Regions from separate parts of the Mus musculus genome. Here region 1 is linked to region 2. A link is a loop called in an ENCODE intact Hi-C map of the cell type or tissue named here. Cell type or tissue: heart. All regions are shown on one strand. Links, peaks and the distances in the headings refer to the core of each region. The heading gives the core; the rest is flanking DNA. Region 1 has its middle 32 kb from the start of Pdha1. Region 2 has its middle 37 kb from the start of Cdkl5.

Region 1 (10,635 bases), core at 2,809-7,808, 860 kb after region 2:
ATCACAGACTCATAGCGATGCTGGCAATTCATATAGGCAAACAAGTTGCAAAGTGCTTCTTCGAGCGAGAAAGTACAGGAAGATATGAGACCACATTCACAGAGCTGCTGGTGCAGTGTAGTCGTACGACTGTTCTATTTTACTGCGTTTCATGGATTTCTTTCCAAAATAGCTTACCAAGTAATAGGTTTCCATATGCAGGATTTGTTTTGCTCTTGTTTTTGTTTTTTGTTTTTTGAGACAGTTTCTCTGTGTAGTCCTGGTTGTCCTGGAACTCAGTCGGTAGACCAGGCTGGTCTTGAGATCCACCTGTCACTGCCTCCCAAGTGCTGGGACCAAAGGCATGTGTCACTATTGTCTAGCTCTCCATACTCAGTTTTATAGGAGATTCTCCCTCCCCACACTCCCCTCATCTCCCTGCTCCTATTTGCCCACTGTATCCTTCCACTTTCTTCTATTGTCTTCCCTGCTCCCCATCCTTAAAGCCTCTTTTGTCCAATCACATGTCCTCCTTCCTAGTTTCCTGGTCTTTGTACCCACACTTACTCTTACCTAAACTTGCATATTTGACAGAGAGTAAGATCTATAGATGAGAGAAAATAGACAGTATTTGTTTTCCTGAGCCTGGGTTTCCTCTCTTAATATGATGTTTTACAGTTCCATTGCTTTTCCTGAAATTTTTATAATTTCACTTTCTTTGTGGCTAAATCATATCTTCACTATTCATTTGTCCATTGTAGCCAATCAGGGCTGATTGCCTTTCCTCAATTACAAAATGACTCAGATCAACAAGTGGATGCACTTTCCATGTGAACCTGATGTCCTGAGTTTAATCCCCAGAACCCAAACAAATGGGGAAGAGGAGAACTGGGGTGGTTTGAATGTTTGGCCATGGGAAGTGGCACTATTAAGAGGTGTTGCCTTGTTGGAATAGGTGTGGCCTTGTTAGAGGAGGTGTGTCACTGTGTAGACAGGTTTGGGAGGCTCTTAGAACTCAAGCTCCACCCAATGCAGGAGAGAGGGCCAAAGGGCCTCCTCCTGGCTGCCCTAGGAAGCAAGTCTTCTTCTGGCAGCCCTCCATCAAGATGCAGAACTCTCAACTCCTTCTCCAGGACTATGTCTGCCTGGACGCTGCCAGGCTTCCCACCATGATGATAATGGACTGAACCTCTGAAACTGTAAGCCAGCTGCAACTAAATGTTGAGTTGTGTTTGCTATTGTTCACTATTTTGTTGTTTTGATTGGATACTTGTCATTTCTTTTCTTCCTCGCTGTGCTAGGGCTTGATGTTTGCTGTGTTGGACATGATTGATTCTTTCCCCTTCTGCACTGTTCGTCTGTTTCCTTCATGGACTGTATTCTGCCCTTCATATTGCTATCTGTGAAACTGTCTTTCTTATTCCTCCATGTAGAGAATGCTTTAAATTTTTTCTGCAGTACTGGCTTAGTTATCATGAATTACCTTAGCTTTTTTTTTTTTAAGGAGATTACCTTAGCTTTTTTTGTCTTAAAAAATTCTTATTTCCCACTTATTTTAATAGATAATTTGCTGTGTATAACAATTTTGGTTGACAGTTATATGCTTTCAAGGTTGGAGTGTATCATTCCATGCTCTCCTAGCTTTTAGGGTTGCTGATCTGCTATTATTCTCATATTTCTACCTCTGCATGTAATTTGACATCTTTCTTTTTAACGTTTTTAGTATTGCTTCTTTGCTTTATATTTTTGAAATCTTGACTATGATATACATGCATACATACATACAATTACATACATACATACATATATACATATACATACATACATACATGGTTTAGTGTATCAACAAAGAATTCTCAGATCTTCAAATGAGAGAAAACATGCAGTATTTGTCTTTCTCCATTGGACTGATTTCATTTAACATGATAATCTTCAGTTTTATCTGTTTCCCAAAAAGCACATATTTTTTTTTACAGCTGATTAAAATGTCATTGTATAGAAATACCATGTTTTTGTTGTAAATTTATCTGTTCATAGACCCCTCAACTAATGCTAAAACTTGCCTATTGTGAAGGGTGCAATCAATACAAATGTGCAGTTCCTTTAAGTAATTTGAGTATATACCCAGAAGTGGTATCACTAGATTATATGATAGATCTATTTTTTGTTTTATAAGGAAAACTCATAATGGCTGGACCAATTTATATGTATATAAACCAACAGTGTATAAATATTTCCACCTTTCCCTACATCTTTGCCAGCATTTATTCTTGTTTTCTGTTTTCTTGATGATATACATTCTGACAAGCATGAGATAGAATCTTAAACTACACTCCCTGCATGTGTACATGTGCATGTGTGTATGTGCATGTTATGTGTGTACATGTTATGTGTGTATATACATGTTACGTGTGTGCATGTGTGTGTGCATGTATATGTGTGTGTACATGTTATGTGTGTATGTGCATGTATATGTGTGTGTGCATGTGTGTGTATATACACGTTATATGTGTTCAAGTTTATGCACACTCATATGTGTATGCTAAGGTCAGAGATCCAATCCAGGTGTCTTCCTCTCTTCCTCCTCCTCCTCCTCCTCCTCCTCCTCCTCCTCCTCCTCCTCCTCCTCCTCCTCCTCCTGCTCTTTCTTGAGACTAGGTCCTGTTATGTACTCCAGACTGGCCTGGAACTTAATATGTAGACCAAGCTGGCCTCAAAAACATATTCTTTTAGTCTTGAACTCACTTTGTAGATAAGGCTGACCTTGAACTCAAAGAGATCTACATGCTTCTGCCTCCTGAGTGCTGGGATTAAAGGCGTGCACCATCACCACCTTACTTCAGAAGATTTTGTTTTAATATACAAAGCCATAAATCATCTTTTACTTAACTATATGTGAGCAAATTTTGTGTCTTTTCTGATTTTTCCAAATCCCACTTTGTATTTAAAATGGATCTATTAGGTAGGGCTGGAGAGATGGCTCAGCAGTTAAGAGCACAGGCTGTTCTTCCAGAGGTCCTGAGTTCAATTCCCAGCAACCACATGGTGGCTCACAGTCATCTGTAATGAGATATGATGCCCTCTTCTGGGATGTCTGAAGATAGCTACAGTGTACTGAGATATAATAAATAAATAGGCTGGAGCGGGCATGGCTGGAGCAAGAGTGACCAGAGCAAGTGTGGTCAGAGCGGGCCAGGAAAAAAATTAAAAAATAAAAATAAATAAAATGGATCTATTAAATATAAATATCTGTGCTTCTTGGTAATAAAGTTAAATGTGAAAAAGAAAAAGAGAGCCCTACTTCTTGCCTGGAAGCTTATTTCTGAACGAGCATGGTGGCACATGCTTTTCTCCCAGCATTCAAGTGGCAGAGGCAAGTGGATCTCTGTAAGTTTGAGGTCAAGTGGGTCTCCATGGTGATAAAGAAAGAGAAAGAAAGAAAGAAAGAAAGAAAGAAAGAAAGAAAGAAAGAAAGGAAGGAAGAGAGAGAGAGAAGAAGAAGGAAGGGAGGGAGGAAGGAAGGAAGGAAGGAAGGAAGGAAGGAAGGAAGGAAGGAAGGAAGGAAGGAAGGAAGGGGAGGAAAAGAAAGGGGAAGGAAAGAAAGGAAAAAAAAAGAAACGAGCAGAGCTGGAAAAAGGGCTCAGAGATTAAGATCACTGGCTACTCTCCTGGAAGACTCAGGTTTGAATCCCACATAATGGCTCACAACTGTCTGTCTCCAGTCCCAGGAGATTTAACACTCTGTTCTGGCTTCAAGCATGCATGCAATGCACAGATAAACATATACGCAGGCAAAACACCCATACACATAAATAAAATTAATTTAATTTAAAAAAAAAATTCTTGACTTATTTCTAAGTATGTGGTCAGCAATGCTATAGAGAAAAACCTGCAGAATATGGCTGAATCACTAAACCATAGTACATTATAACTGATATATACAGAGCCATTCAACAGAGCAGCAGGAGGCCTTGTTTGGAATGTATGAGGTCCTGGATTCTATCCCCAGAATCAAATATAAATATATTTGATATGTATATTACATTTTGACTCCTGGAGCAAGGAAATGAACAATCAGGATTAGAAAAAAGAAAAATGGTGTGTTGGCTATAATTTTAAAAGGGAAATAAACTGAAGTCAGAAACAGCAAACACAGGGTCCTTAGAAATCCAGATACATATCTGACAAACATGTCCTAAACCCACATGCAGCCTCACTCTGCACTGGTGAAGCATCACAAGCATCCCAGTGTTCAAGGCTAACATGCTATTGATTGCAAATAGGAAAATCCATCTGCCTGTTTGTTTTTTAATATAAAAAGTAGGGGCTGGAGATGTGGCTAACAGGTGGAGTACTTGCCTGACATTCATGAACCCCCCCCCCCCCGGTGTTCCTTGCAAGATACAAACATATAGGAACATATTATTGCTTTATTAATTAAATCTCTCTGTGTGTCTCTCTCTCTGTCTCTCTCTCTGTCTCTCTCTCTGTCTCTCTCTGTCTCTCTCTCTCTCTCTCTCTCTGTGTGTGTGTGTGTGTGTGTGTGTGTGTGTGTGTTGCTGAGAATGAAAGCTAGGGTATCATGCAAACTAGGAGAGCACTCTACCACTGAAGTATACACCTAACCCTGAATTAGTGCGCTTCAGAGAACTGCAATCGACAAGATTGTTGTAAAGAGAGTTTACTTGAAGATTTGCTGGCAGCCACCCTCTGTACAGTTGAAACCTCCCTCGCCATTCCTTTGCCCAGAAGAACTATTTGACATTTATTCTATCCTGCACTATACATTCTATGATGTCCACTTAGTTGTGCTTCTTCATTATGATACAAATTCAAGATATCTTATGTTACCTGAGGAGAGGAGTCAAATCAAGATAATGTATGCACACACTGTTTTGAATAAAACTCTTCTGGACTTTTATCCCTTCTGTACTTACATGGTAGCTACTGTCTCACACCAAGAGCACCATCAAGAATCCACCTACATGGGTCCCTTCAGGGTGGCCCCACAGCAGTAGTCAAATTGGGAGTGAAGTTTCCATGACTACTGCGGTGTGAACACTCAAGGGAACTATTGACATATGATGTATGTCTGCTTGGGCTCTACAGTGATAGTGATGAATAGCTGTGACAAAGAGGCCATATGTGCCCAACACCCATGACACGGACTATACTAAACATTAGAAGAAAACTTCCTGACCACTACTATAAAAGAATTTTAATCTACAATTTTGGGTAGAAAATTCATTTCACATTGTGTGGTTTATTTGTTTGCTTGGGGTATTGATGTTTTCTTTTTTTTATTACATATTTTCCTCAATTACATTTCCAATGCTATCCCAAAAGTCCCCCATACCCTCCCCCCCACTTCCCTACCCACACATTCCCATTTTTTTTTTTTTTGGCCCTGGCGTTCCCCTGTACTGGGGCATATACAGTTTGCATGTTCAATGGGCCTCTCTTTCCAGTGATGGCCGACTAGGCTATCTTTTGATACATATGCAGCTAGAGTCAAGAGCTCCGGGGTACTGGTTAGTTCATAATGTTGTTCCACCTATAGGGTTGCAGATCCCTTTAGCTCCTTGGGTACTTTCTCTAGCTCCTCCATTGGGAGCCCTGTGATCCACTTTATTTTCAGTTTGTGTTTGGGTGTTTTGCCTGCCAGCCTTTGTACTATTTGCCTGCAGTACCAACCAAGGCCAGAAGAGGTCATGAGATCCTCTGGAACTGGAGTTTTAGCTGTTTGAAAGCTGTCATGCAGATGATGGGAGTTCAACTCGTGTCTTTTAGAAGAGCAGCAATTGTCCTTAACCTCTCCAGCCTGTTTGCTTGTTTTGAAGCAGAATCTCTAGCCCAACTGGCTTCAAAACTCCCTATGGAGACAAAAAGGCCGTTAACAGGCAGTTCCTGCTGCCTCTACCTCCTAAGTCTGGCACATTTGTATAGTTTATATATTTTATATTCATTTATTCATGGAGAGCATGTGTGCCAATGGCAAGCATGTAGAGGTCAGAGAACAACTTGTAAGAGTCAGTTCTCTCCTCACTCTATGCAGGTCCCAGAGACCAAACTCAGGGCCCTATTTTTGGTAGCAAGTGATGTGTTTATGAAAAGATAAAGAGGTAGGGGTTATGTTCTATGGGGGTGTAGTGAGGTATAGGGGAAGGGGATGTCTCAGCTGGCCCATGCCAAGGCATCCGTTCCCCCTGATGGACCGGCCACAAGACGGTATAGTATAGAATAGAGTTTATTCAGGTCATGGGGAGGGGAATTAAGAGGGTAGAGAGGCAGAGAAAGGCAGAGAGAAGGAGAGAGTAAAGAAGTAGAAGCCAAGCATACCATGACCACATGGAGGGAGGGTGAAGGGAGGGGGGAAGGGAAGAGCCCAAGAGAGCAAGAGAGAAACAAGAGAACAAGAGAGGGAGGAGGGGGCAAGCAGCCCCTTTTATAGTGGGTCAAGCCTACCTGGCTGTTGCCAGGTAACTGTGGGGTGGAGTTTATACAGAATGCTAACAGCAAGTGCCCTTCCATCAAACTGGCCCTCATACTTGCATAAGCTTTAAATACTTACATATAGCAAAAACATAGATATTTAAAATAAGGAAAGGAGAAGAGAAAGGTATAAAAATATATACTGTATAAATGAGCAAAGCTTATGTTTATACAATAGTTTTGTCATTTTATGCATTTTTATATCACTATAATACACACACATTTTTAATGAAGAATTTTTTCATGCAATATATTTAGATCATAGTTTCTCATCTTCCAATTCCTCCCAGATCCTCTCTCTCTTTCTTTCTCTCTCTCTCTCTCTCTCTCTAATTAGATATTTTTTATTTACATTTCAAATGTTATCCTCTTTCCTGGTTTCCCCTCTGAAAACCCCCTTATCCTCTTTCCCCTCTTCCTTCTCACCAACCCACCCACTCCCGCTTCCTGGTCCTGGCATTCCCCTATACTGGGGCATAGAACCGCCACAGGACCAAGGGCCTCTCCTCCCACTGATGACTGACAAGGCCATCTTCTGCTACATATGCAGCTAGACCATGAGTCCCACCATGTGTTTTCCTTGATTGGTGATTTAGTCACCAGGAGCTCTGGGGGTACTGGTTAGTTCATATTGTTGTTCCTCCTATGGGGCTGTAAACCCCTTCAGCTCCTTGGGTCCTTTCTCTAGCTCCTTCATTGGGGACCCTAAACTCTGTCCAATGGATGGCTGTGAGCCTCCACTTCTGTATTTGTCAGGCACTGCAGAGCCTCTCAGGAAACAGCTATCTCAGGCTCCTGTCAGCAAGCTCCTGTTGGCATCCGCAATAGTGTCTGGGTTTGGTGGTTGTATATGGGATGGATCCCCAGGTGGGGCAGTCTCTGGATGGTCATTCCTTCAGTCTCTGCTCCAGACTTTGTCTCTGTAACTCCTTCCATGGGTATTTTGTTCCCCCTTCTAAGAAGGATCGATGTATCCACACTTTGGTCTTCCTTCATCTTTTTTTTTTTTTTTAGATTTATTTATTTTTATTTATATGAGTACACTGTAGTTGTCTTCAGACACACACCAGAAGAGTGCATCAGATTCCATTACAGATGGTTGTGAGCCACCATGTGGTTGCTGGGAATTGAACTCAGGACCTCTGGAAGAACAGTCAGTATTCTTAACCTCTTAGCCATCTCTCCAGCCCCCTGGTCTTCCTTCTTCTTGAGTTTCATGTGGTCTGTGAATTGTATCTTGGGTACTTGGTTGTCTCTCTATCTTGGTCATGGAAGAGGCCCCAGCATAAAGAATAAAGCACTCTTTCCATTTACATACTATTTGAGTCCAGGGTATCATTCTTTGGTGAATCATGAACCGATACACCTTCAGCAGAACAATAGTATTTGCTTTTCTCCTAGGACCATGGCCTATCTAATCTTGAGTTCTTAGCTACCTTAACAGTGTCAGATCTGAGTACACACACACACACACACACACACACACACACACACACAGAGAGAGAGAGAGAGAGAGAGAGAGAGAGAGAGAGAGAGAGAGAGAGAGAGAGTCTTCCTCATCGTCGTTGTCATCATCATCATCTGGGTCTGTTTTGGTGAGAAGGCTATCCCACAGAAACTTAAACTACAATTTATTTTAAGCGACAATCTCCTAGCTCTCCTTTCCCCACAACCTCTGCTTCCCAGAGACTCCTCCCTCTACTTTAATTAGCCAGTCTCCTTCCACCCAGTGACCTCAGTCCAGTATCACACATGAACTGCCTCCAAGCCACATTCTCTTCCAACACGCCATCCCTCCATGACGTCACCAAAATGGCCTTGCTAAGACGGAAGTCCAACAATGTTATCTCTAGCTTAAAAAAAAAAAAAAAAGAAAAGAAACCAACAACAACTGGTTCTGCAGTGCTAAAACCCAAATTCCATAGTGACATAAAAACCATAGCTCTCATTTTAAAGGGAATAAGAGATAATTTATTCTGGAGCCATTTTGAATGACTGAAAATATAGATTTAGGTTACTTAAATTCCATGTTCCAACATGGAATCAGTTTCATGAAGTTTTCATAGTTTTACAGAACAAAGAAAGTCATAAATCGAGGTAAGTTTAAAATATATCGGTGGGTATATCAGAGAGGCAGGCACATGGAGATGGGGGAAGCTTCCTTTATAGGGCCTAAAATCTTACCTGATGCCCTTCTTAGCTCTTGGTAAGAGTTTGTGCTCCAAGTTAATGGCTTACTAAAATGATTTTTATTTATTATCATACGGTGCTAGTTCAGATAGAGTGGAGCAAGGAATGACTGTTCCAGAAGGTCAAAACTAGCCCAAGATTAGTAATTAATGTCTGCATCTACAAAATCCCAGTCTCTCCGCAGGACTAAAATTCCTATGGGTCCCTCAGGCCCCCCGCAGACAAACTCCCTCCAGGAGTGTCTTGTTCACACCGGAGAGCAGCTTCTCTTCAGGAACTTGTTCCCAATAGCATGGCAGGAAAAGGTCTCAGGATGTGACCTCAGCTTGCTTTCCCAGGCCCTTCTCTTCTGTGATCCTACTCCACCCAGCTCCTTCTCAAATCCCCTAATCTGCAGCTACTGAGAGCTGCTATTCTTTGAATCCTCCACACTTGGTCAGCTTTCAGTGAGCCTTTGCACAGCGCAGCATCTTTCCAGGGGTGATCTTTCCCCTCCCCCTTTCCACTGAATGTCTATGGTTCCTTAATCCCTAGCATAATTACCATTTTCTCAGTGAGTGTTCGTTCTCTAAACTCCTCAGGCAGAACAGGCTGCCCCTGCTGGGTCCTCATACCTTTGGGTAATTACTTATTGATGCTGTCTCTCTTCTGAACTGAGAGCAACCCTCACAGCCTGTGTGCTCAGAGCTGTCAGACTGTGCCTATAAGCACGTTCACTATCCTCTCGCCAGGGTCCAACTTATTATAAATGATCAGTAAGTGCTGTTGGATAAATAGAATAATTTCTTGAACCACAATCAGATTAGGAGCATATAACCCAGGGCTGGAGAGACAATTCAGTAGTTTAAAGTGCACACTACTCTTGTCAAGGAATGGAATTTAGTTCCCAGTGTCTGTGTCACAATTGTCTGCAGCTCCAGCCTAGGGGCTCTGACGTGCTCTTCATGTTCTCCAGACACCAAGTACGTGTGCAATTACTCATGCACAGACACAGACACACACACACACACACACAGAGAGAGAGAGAGAGAGAGAGAGAGAGAGAGAGAGAGAGAGAGAGAGAGGCACACAATTTAAAATAATAATAAAAATAAAATCTTTAAGGACACATAACCTTAAGTATGCCCGCAGAGAAGAGGCAATGAGGATCCAGCAGACAGAGTCCACTCCTGACCTTAACCCTGTGAGGATAGGTATGATGGTATGATGCTTTAATTGCCAATTTGATACAACCGAGAATCACTTGGAATGAGAGTCTCATTGAAAGACTGTCTGCACAGGGTTAGCCTGTAGACAGATATGTCTATGGGTGATTGTTAGTTAATTGATGTGAAAAGACCCAGCCCACCTGGGCAGCACCATTCCCAAGGCAGGAGGTCTGAACTGTATAGGAATGGAGAAACTGAGTTCAGGCCAGGTAAACAAGTAGGTATGTAGGAATTCATTTCTCTCTTCTCTCAGCTGGGGTGGGATGTGATGTGACTAAGCTATTTGAAGTTCCTGTCTTGACTTATCCACACTAATGGGTTAAAATTTGGGATAACATACAACACACACACACACACAGAGAGAGAGAGAGAGAGAGAGAGAGAGAGAGAGAGAGAGAGAGAGAGAGGGAGAGAGAGAGAGAGAGTTTCTCACAGCATCATAAATGAAACTAGAACAGGAAAATGCTAAGCCGTGAGTTCACTGGCCCCAGGGAAGTTACCATGGTAAGGGAGAGAGGGGGAGAGAGGAGAGAGAGGAGAGAGAGGAAGGAAGGAAGGAAGGAAGGAAGGAAGGAAGGAAGGAAGGAAGGAAGGAAGGAAGGAAGGAAGGAAGGAAGGAAGGGAAAAGAATCTCTGGGAGAAAGGTAGCCCAGCCTCTGGACTGGGAGGTTCAGGATTGGGGGTAGGATATTCCAGGTAGGGACTGAGGGATGCTGAAAGGACCTGGAGGTCAGGTCTGCTTTGGTGTATAAAATATGCACCTTAG
Region 2 (10,635 bases), core at 1,839-6,838:
CAGGAGAAATGGCTCGGTCGGGGGTTAAGAATATTTTCTGCTTTTCCTAAAGACCCAAGTTCAGCTTCCAACACCCCCTATGCTTGGCTCTCAACTGCTTGTAACTGCAGCTGCAGGGATTCTGAAGCCCCCTTTTGGCCTCTTTGGCCACACATATACGGTATAGACCCACTCAGACAGACAAATAAAAAATAATCCTTTTTACAATTGGAAAATGTCGCGTCCGCTCTTGACCAGCAAGAACGACACGACCACCAGTCCTTCTAAGAGCAGTTTATTCAGCAAAGTTCAGTCTTCGTCTCTCTTCTTTCTCTTCATCTATATCTCCCAATAATAATAATCCTCTCTTGAATAATAATCCTCCCTCTAACCGGGGCCTCTCACTCTTATATACTCTCAGTTCCCATCCACGCACAGCAGGCCACGCCACCTCACCAGGCACACAGCTTCAGCTAATCAGGGCAGCAGGGGCATATCTCCACCAAAATGGATTCGCCAGTATCCTGGTACCCCTGTGCAGCTTTCACGATGGTTGTGGCTTATACTCAGGTGAGGAAGTCAGGTGCAAGTCATAAGACTTAGCTGCAGTCCCTGGCACCTTCTTGGGACTGCCGCCATACCCGCTCCTCACAGGAAAAGATTCACGAACTTGTGCCGGGCTTTTAGCTCAGTGCATGTCTAGCATTCCCAAAGCTCTAGATTTGATTCCTAGCATTGCACAAGCTGAGTGTGATGGCACCTTTAACCCTAGCACTGGGAAGGTAAAGAGAAGAGGATCAAGACTAACCTCAGCTTATAAGTTCAAGGCCAGCCTGAAATACATGAGACCCTACGAAATAAATAAATAAATAAATAAATAAACAAATAAGTAAATCCAAACATTGGAAATCAAGTTACATTATTTGATATTTTAAAAAAGTCTTACATCCCAGTCTGTTTAAACATATAGGGCCCTCACCTATTTACCTATCTCATATGGTGAATATATGTTGGATATAGAGCCATGTTCCTTTCTGTTTTGGTCTGTTCTAGCTTCTGCTAGGTTTATGCCTCTTGTAACCACCTTCTGTGTCATCGTATCACATGGCCTTGACAATTTCAGAGGTGTTCAACTACTGTGAAATCAGTGTTTTTAAGCTCCAGAGATTTTCACATTCACTCCACTATAAAGTTGTTAGCAGGAAGCCATGACAGAAAAGGGAAAATCCACTTCTATTTTCAGCATCAACATGTGAGAATTAAGTGTTGTGTGGTCTTCATAGCTGTATCATCTGGGCTGTTCTCTGCACAACATACAGGAGTGCCTCAAACTCAGATGGGATGGCCTGGTGAGAGAGGAGTCATAGGAGCTACAGATCCCCATTAATGGTGGGAACACTTGCAGGGAAGAGTCCCCCCAGGCAAGGGCCAGTAAAATGACTCAGCAGTAAAAGCACGCTGCTAAGCCGGATGATCTGGGTTGTATTCCAAGATCCACACAGTGGAAGGAAAGAACTGACTCTCCCGAGGTGTTCTCTGACCTCCACAAATGTGCTATGACATGTAACACACAAACACACTCACACACACACACACACACACACACACACACACACAGAGAGAGAGAGAGAGAGAGAGAGGAGAGAGAGACAGACTATAAAATATACAGTTTTTAAAAAATGTTTTCCAGGCAAGATGAATTTCAAGATACGAACACGATTTTCTACAGCAAAGAAAAACATAGAGACTAGATACCTCACAGGTATGATGTTGCATATTTATAGAGACAAGAGGATCAGAAATTCAAAGTGTACCTAGGCTTTTCAATCCAGCGTAGTCTAGAGTCCTAGTCTCAGAACATGTAAGTAGTATGAACACAGAGAGAAATCACTGTCTGGGTCTGATTTTAAATTCGGGAATACAGAATAGGAGAAGAATCATGAAGTAGGAGTCATAATTAAATAGAATGTGTAATTAATGAAGAATTTAAATGGGAGCCACAAAAGAAATAGGCCTGTAGAGACTCTACCCAGTGAGAATTCAAGTGGCTATCATCCACTTTAATTACATGTGCAAAATAGAATCTTGAAACTGAGGTTTAAATATATGACTTTAGATGAGTATTTATTCCATTGACAATTTTCTTAGCAATGTTCTCAATCTACCCAAAATTGAAGGTGATTAAAAAGTAAGTTGGCAAAGAAGCATTCTGAGAGGAATGTGAGACCCAAAATTAGTGTCCTAATGTAGTTGAAAATTGTTTTTACTTTGGCGGGGGTGGGGGGATAGGTACCGTGGAATAACACTTCATCGGTAGGAAGGAAGCAGGGCTGCCTTCTTCAGAAAAACGCTTTTCCCTATTAGACTTTTCAGATATAACAACAATAACAACAACAACAACAATAACCCAATGTACAGTGACAGACTTGTAATCTCAGTCTTCAGAGACAAGAGGATCAGCACAAGTTGAAGGCTAGTCTGATCCACATATTAGCTTCAGGCCAGTCTGTGCTAATGTGTGAGACCCTAGCTCAAAAGCAATTCAAGAAATAATCGCAATAATGATAATAGTATGTTTAAGTGTGTACTATGTGTATGCCTGGATACATATTTTTATGTGTATGGGCCTGTATGCATGCACAGATATGTGTGCCTCTGTGTAAGTCTGCATGTAGAGACCAGAGGTTAACATCAGTCATTTTCCTTGAACAGTCTCTACCTTTTTTATTTTTATTGAAATAGGGTCTCTCTCAAACCTAGAGCTCACCAATTCAACTCATCTATCTAGTCCACTTGCCTTGGGGATCTGAATGGCAGTCCAGCATTTGCCTAGGAGCTGGAGATCCAAACTCCCACTTGCATGGCAATCACTGACTGAGACATTTTTCCAGCCGCCTAATAATTTAATAACTTTAGAAAAACTTTTACATCAAATTTCCTGGAAAGATCTCTTGTCCTGTTAGCTTGCCAAGGAAGAAAGTAAGTACCTGCAGTTATGCAGTATAAGATTTCTATATTTGGGCTGAGAAAAGTCAGGAGGAATGAAAAGCTCTGATTGCTCCATTACTTTTCTCTCCACATCTTTGGTATTGTGTGTCACAGACTGGGAAGCAGTAGGTAGGATTTCTAAATAATAATAACATTCATTAAAAAAAAAACAACTGTAACTAGTTATCACAAATTCTATGACTTTAAAGCAGAATTTTATTCTTTTGGAGTTTGTTTGTTTGTTTGTTTGTTTGTTTTTCAGACACCCTGGCATTGAGCTTTGAACTTAATATCTAGGCTCTGAATCCCTGAGGGCTGGGATTATAGGCATATGCCACCAAATTCATGATCTCCAGAAATGTATCCCCTCACCTGTGTGTGTATGTGTACATGCTTGTATGTCTGTAGAGGTATGTGCTGGTACATGTGCACATGTGTTCATGTGTGTAAACAAGAGGACCACATCAATGTCTCCATCAATCTCTTGCCATCTTGTATTTTGAGACAAGGTCTCTCACTGAACTTGGAGACTATTTATTCATCTAGAGCAGATTACCAAAAAGTCCTAGGGTTCCTGGTGTCGCTACCATCTCAGAGCCAGGAGGGACTCAGTCTGTTCTTGGGCTTTCTTTGTTTGTTTAGAAAAGGCCTGATATAAACCAGGTTGACCTCAGCTCGATATGTACTGAAGAATGACCTTGAGCTTCTGATCCTACCTCCACCCCTCTGAGTTGGAGACTACAAGTGAGTACCACAAACTGAATCCAGTTTTTGCATGTGCACATTTGCCTATTTTAGACACTAGATGGCACTGTAGGACAACCAGAGCGAAATGTGTTTTGGCACAAGTTGAAGACAGGATTTCCTTTCTTCCCTCCCAAACTGTTCCCTGCCCCAAGTGTGTGTAAGTTTTCCCTCTGGTCAATATTTAAATGTGGCCCTTGTATCATGGAAACCAACATCACATAAAGCCTTATTGGGTATATGGTAGCTCAGGCCTAAACTCCCATGAGACAGAGTTGACCCAATAGGCAATACCATCTTAGGTAATCTAAAGCTTTTATTATTACTCCTTTATGTATGTATTTATTTTAGTGTATACCTGCACATCATGTGTAGGGGCACATACATGATACATTATGTGTGTAGAGGTCAGAGAACAATTTATGAAATTTGTTTTTGTCCTTCCACCCTGTGAGTCCAAGAAATGGGACTTGGGTCGTCAAACTTCTGTTTGTTTCCTTTATTTCTTTATTTTTTAAAAAATATATGTATACACACACACAGATAGATAGATAGATAGATAGATAGATAGATAGATAGATAGATTATATGGCTTCCCAGAAATATGAACTTTGTTATATAAAGCACATTTGAAAGTCTTTGTTACATTTTTATGTTACTACATTTTGTCCTTAATATGATTTTTTTCAAAGAAAGGCTGTCTTAGAACTCACTATGTATGCCAGGATGACCTCAAACTCACAGAAATCTGTTTTATTTCCAACATAATATTTTTGTTGATTATTTGGGAATTTCACAGAACTTACTCCAATAATATTCACTTCCCAGTCCTCCAAGACCCTCCCACCCTTGTGACCTCCCCACTCCCCCCCCCCCAGAAAAAGGGAAGGAAGAAAAATTGAAACAAAAAGCACAAGCCCAATATGTGTTACCCATATACTCACTGGAGATTGGTCGAAATCTCAGTCGCCAGCCCCTTAAAGAAAACTGAGCCTTTCCCCACTTGCACAATGCTGCCCCCTACCAGAAGCCATCAATTATTGAGAGCTACACTTTAGCATCCTTATCACAATTTGAAGAGTTCTTTTCAGTCCCTTTCTGCCTAGGCTGTTGTTTTGTTTTGTTTTGTTTTTTGTTTTGGGGGTATTTTTGGAGGAAGAGGAGGAGGAGGAGGAGGAGGAGGAGGAGGAGATGGGGAAGGGGTTGTCCCAGAAGCCTTTCATGTCCATTTTTCACCTGTGAGTCTGCCATCATCAATACCACTGCAAAAGTAGCCTCCTTCCCCTTTACAAGCAGCAGAAGCACCAGGTCATAGACATCCACATCATTTCTGGTGACAACATGGACTGTGACATTCACATGGCCTCTGGGATCAGCACGTGCCACAGACCTCAGCATGGTCTCTGGTGGCAATACAGACTCTGGACATCAACACAGCCCTCACCCACAGCACAGGCCATGGACATCAACAAGATCCCTGTTTGAAGTAGAACCATGGACCCCAGCACCTCAGGGGCAGGATGGACCAAGGACTTCAACATGACCTCAGGCAGAAATCACAACTATAGACACTAACTTGGCCCCCTGCTGTAGACTATGGGTATCAACCTGGCCTCCTTTGGTAGTCCAGACCACTGGTATCCACATGAACCTCAGGTTTCAACTTGGCCTGGGGCAATAGCATGGACCACGGATACCAGCATGGCCTCTGGAGGTGGTCTTTCAAGGAAGTCCAATCCAGAAAATGATCAGTTCCTCATCTTGGACATCCTGCTGTTGCTCAAAGTCAGGGAGATCATGTAGTTGAACAGCATGTTGAGGTGTAGGGGTCTGCACTAGCTTCAGGCTGCTACACACACACACACACACACACACACACACACACACACTGCCCTACTCAGCAACAAGCTCCCTGGTCCACCACAGCCTTCTCTAACACCTGCCACCATTGTTAAGTCTTTAATCCTCCCTCTCTCTACTGCATATTGCTCTGCTCCTCCATCTCTCCCACCTCTCCATCTCATACCTGCTTGTCATAGTGTCATTGGAAACTGCAGTATGACACACAGTATACCCTTTCACCCAAACAGCTTTACATGCAAACATTGATTGCTGTGAGTCATTGATCTGGTTCAAGGTCTTTGGCTTCTGACATACCATAAAATACTGGACCATTGCTGTGACTCATCTCAGATATCCTCTTGTTACCCAGAGTCAGAGTGATCCCGAGGCTAAGCAGGGCATCTTGGGGGAGTCTCTATGCTACCTCCAGGATGCTACCAATTGATGTCGGCCACCCCAAGGCTTGCTGGGCTCTACTACCTTTGTAATTTGTAGCCTGTAGGTAGCACCACGGCCCCATGCTCTTTGCCTCCCAGTGGGGCAAGCAGCAAGGGCTGCAGCCACAGCATCTCCATCCTGGGGGCTAGCCAATGGGCCTAGGCCCTATTGAGTAATTACCCCTGGTTCTACAAGATTGGCTCCTACACATACTCTAGTACCTGAGAGATGGAGTACATGTGGGGTAGGCAGACTCAAAGCACTGGATCTTGGAGGGGATGGTAGCCAAGTTGGTCTGGTCTGCCTTCCTTCGCCCATGCAGGCCTTCTGCCACCCATGCCTAAAAATGTAGATTTTAATTTTTTAATTTTGTATGTGTATATGAAAGAGAGAGAGAGGAAAGGAGAGATAGAGACAGAAAGAACACATGAGTGTGGTACCCTTGGAGGCATCAAATCCCATGGAACTGGAGTTATAAGCAGTTGTAGGCCATCCAATGTGGGTCCTAGGAATAAAACTCAGATCCTCTGGAAGACCAGCAAGCACTCTTGATGGTGGAGCTATCTCTCCAGTTCCATTGGGTTTTCTTTGGTGGGGACTGTTTTTGCGTTTGTTTGTTTGTTTGTTTGTTTGTCCTAGGCTGGTCTTGAACTCCTGATCCTTCTGACTCTGCCTTCCCAGTGTTGGGATTTATAGGCCTTTGCAATCTCACTCAGCTTGTCTTATACCTTTTGCAAGGTTGGTGGCTATATGAAAACAGAATTCTTCTGTATCAGCAAAGTAAGACAAATGCAAAACAAATCTGACCTTAACCAAGGAAATACATGGTTTCTTTCCCCTTTAAGGAAGAAACAATTACCCTTGTAAACTACACTGAAAAACTTGAAGATGCCTGCTGCTTTATCAGCAGATGGCACTATGGAACAACTAAACACTGTTTTGCTGTGTTTGGGCAGTGTTGGCAGAAGCTGGAGAAATAGCTCAATCTAGACTTTTTTAAAAAATCCTCATCTCCAGTGAATTCTCCTGGATGATGAAAAATGATATAAGCTCTTGGGAACATGGATCAATGAAGAAAACAAATAATTCTCCAGAAGGAGAGGAAGTTGCATTTGCCTCTGTTAAGTGCCAGAAAGGTCTTTTGAGCGCCTATTTAAAACAAAAATGATTCCCCCAAAGCAACCTATTTCACCATCATTAGTGCCTTTCCAGGCATCTGTACCCTTGTATTTTACATCATCTGTAACCTTGCTTTGGAATGCTCTGACAGCCAAGAATCTGTCCCCAAATAGGCAAAACTTGCCAGGAGATCAAGTATGATACTCCATGTGGGGTGAGGATAAACCTAGGATGCAATCTTAAGCAAAGTCTCTAGGTACTGGATCCCAGGAGGGAGCTCTGGACAGGTAATCACTTGGGTTCAAAGGCAATTTTCCATTGAGAGGCTCAGAGGCATTTCCCACAGTTAGGATTAATTGAAGATGAAACACTGATATGCTGAGTTTGAGACTGGAACAAATTCCTCAAGCTGCTCTAGACATGCCTCTAGAATAGCTGCTTAGAGTCTCAGAAAATCAGTTTTTTCATTGTCATCCCACAGCCAAGCCTTGGTCTTGACTGACTGTCCCAAGAGAGGTCACTGATGGCTGAAAACGAGATTGAGGAGTATCTTACAAAATGAAACTAGGATCTGGAGAGATGATTCAGAATTCAAGAGTACTGGACTCTTCTAGAACACCTAGGTTTTATTCCCAGAACCCACATGGTAGCTCACAGCCATCTGTAACTCTAGTTTAAGAGGATCAAATGCGTTCTTCTGGGCACCAGGCATATATGTAGTACACAAGCATACATGTAGGGCAATCACCCATATACATCAATTTAAATTAAATTACAAAAGAAAAGAACATAAAACTAACTGGGCATGGTGGCACATGACTATAAACCCAGAACTTGAGAGGCAGAAGCAAAAGTATTGACACAAGTTTGAGGCCAGCCAGGGGGCTATGTAGTGAATGTCAAGCTAGCCATGGCCATATAAAGAGACCATGTCTTAAAAATACATTAGCATGAAACCAAATTATCATGTAAAACTTACATTCTAACCAGGAATGGTGTCCTCACCATAGTAGCACTCCAGAGTAGAGGCAGGAAGATGGGGAGCTCAAAATCAGCTTTGACCAAACAATGAGTTCACAGCCAATCTAGGCTATATGAAAACCTGTCTCAAAAAAACAAAAACAAAAAAAAAAACCCAACAACAACAGATAAACCAAATCACAGCATCCAAGATAAGACATGCTAGAGGCATGACTTTCATATCAGCATTGAATGAAAATTTAAATATAAATGTGTCTAATAAACTTATACTTGAAACATCATTTACTGTTTATGTGAAACTCAAATTTGGTCACTTTGGCTACTGTCCTGTCAGCAGGGCAATCATGCAAGTCTTCCCGCAATGACAGCAGGTCTGAATGCCACAAGTCACAGGAGCCTGGAAGTTACAGTCTTTAGGGTGTGAGATATATTGATATATATAGATATATAGATAGATGTGTGTGTGTATATATATATATACACACATATATGTATGTATATATCACCAAAATGACAGACAGCCCTAGATCCAATTCCTACTTTAACAGAAACGAAATATTTAACTAAATTTGGCTTAGAAATTTGGAGGGTGGGCATAGTCTCAAATACCTTTTATCCCAACACTTGGTAGGCAGAGAGATAGGTAGATTTCTGTGAGTCTGATGCCAGACTGATCTGCATAAAGAGTTCTAGATCATCCAGGACTACATAGTGAGGCCTTGTTTAAAAACAGGACAAAACACACACACACACACACACACACACACACTCACGCATGTGCGCACTAATTAACTAAAATAATAAAAACTGACAAATTTTGGTTAGAAATTTTTATGAGAAAGAAAATAAAAGCATCACAGAAAGCAATTAAATGCCATTTTTTATTTTTTTAATTTTTATTAGATAATCTCTTTATTTACAATTCAAGTGTTATCTCCTTCCCCCATTTCCTCTCTGAAAACCCCCTATTCCATCCCCCTCCCCCTGGCTCCCCAACCCACCCACTCCTGCTTCCTGACCCTGGCATTCCCCTACACTGGGGCATAGAGCCTTTACAGGACCAAGGGCTTCTCCTCCCATTGATGACCCACAAGGCCATCCTCTGCTACATATGCAGCTGGAGCCATGGGTCCCACCATGTGTACTCTCTGGTTGGTGGTTTAGTCCCAGGGAGCTCTGGGGGTACTGGTTAGTTCATATTGTTGTTCCTCCTAGGGGGCTGCAGACCCCATCAGCTCCTTGGGTACTTTCTCTAGCTCCTTCACTGGGGACCCTGTGCTCTGTCCAATGGATGGCTGTGAGCATCTGCCTCTGTGTTTGCTAGGCACTGGCAGAGCCTCTCAGGAGACAGCTATATCAGGTTCCTGTCAGCAAGCACTTGTTGGCATCCACAATAGTGTCTGGGTTTGGTGGTTGTTTATGGGATGGATCCCCAGGTGGGGCAGTCTCTGGATGGCCTTTCCTTCAGTCTCTGCTCCAAACTTTGTCTCTGCATCTCCTCCCATGGGTATTTTGATCTGAAGAATCCACTCTGTGGTTTTCCTTCTTCTTGAGATTCATGTGGTTTGTGAATTGAATCTTGGGTATTCCGAACTTCTGGGCTAATAGCCACTTATCAGTGAGTGCATATCATGTGTGGTCTTTTGTGATTGAGTTACCTCACTCAGGATGATACCCTCCAGATCCATCCATTTGCCTAAGAGTTTCATGAATTCATCGGGTTTTTTTAAATAGCTGAGTAGTACTCCATTGTGTAAATGTACCACATTTTCTGTATCCATTCCTCTGTTGAGGGGCATCTGGGTTCTTTCCAGCTTCTGGCTATTCTATGCCCTCAGCTAAAGTATCTAATTTGCTTTTTCCTATCTTTCTCCAGAGACCCCCGGCACATGGAGGAAGTTGACTCCTAAAGACTGCAACTTCCAGGCTCCTGTGACTTGTGGCGTTCAGACCGGCTGTCACTGCGGGAAGACTTGCATGATTGCCCTGCTTACAGGACAGTAGCCAAAGTGGCCAAATTTGTGTGTGTGTGTGTGTGTGTGTGTGTGTGTGTGTGTGTGTGTACATGTACATATATATCTGATATACAGATATACTGGATATACAGAAATGTAGAGAAAACTGACAGACAGTTTTACATAGTAGGACAAAATCTAGTGATGACACTAGAGTGGAACTTCTTAGAATTTTTCTTATTCTCAGTACCTTTTATCCACGAAATATTCATGCTCCTCCTGGTGTATAATTATACAAAATAGAAATGCAAATCTAACACTGATTATATATCATAAATAAATGTATTTTGAAGCAAATATTTGGCTCTACACAATTTTGATCATTTATCAAAGATGAAAGGAAATTTATATACTAATCAGATGAATGTGCATATTTATTTTTATATAAAAATTAAATTGTGGCTGAATAGCTAATGCTGTAGGACATGGAATATCTTCTATACTTTTTGGAGTTGGCTGATATTTTGATTTTATAATTGTTAATATGGAGAATGCTACTTCATATAAATACATAGTACAAGGTTACAGA

What was found. Hi-C counts contacts between places; a loop is a spot of excess contacts. Peaks named below come from ENCODE experiments on the same cell type or tissue, not always from the same donor. Only the 100,000 strongest peaks of a DNase experiment are listed, where the experiment ranks them.
Region 1: a loop joins it to region 2, with 5 times the contacts of the local background. A loop is called at or near these places in 14 of 42 quality-filtered maps.

Annotation. Positions count from the first base shown.
Region 1 is chrX:160,165,397-160,176,031 of GRCm38, reverse strand. No RefSeq gene overlaps it. Among named protein-coding and RNA genes, the nearest start is that of Pdha1, 32 kb to the right of the region's middle. In heart, for the core only: a CTCF peak has its summit at 5,687 (motif pointing right); no DNase peak of the experiment used is centred there.
Region 2 is chrX:161,026,712-161,037,346 of GRCm38, reverse strand. No RefSeq gene overlaps it. Among named protein-coding and RNA genes, the nearest start is that of Cdkl5, 37 kb to the right of the region's middle. In heart, for the core only: CTCF peaks have their summits at 3,763 (motif pointing right) and 4,736; no DNase peak of the experiment used is centred there.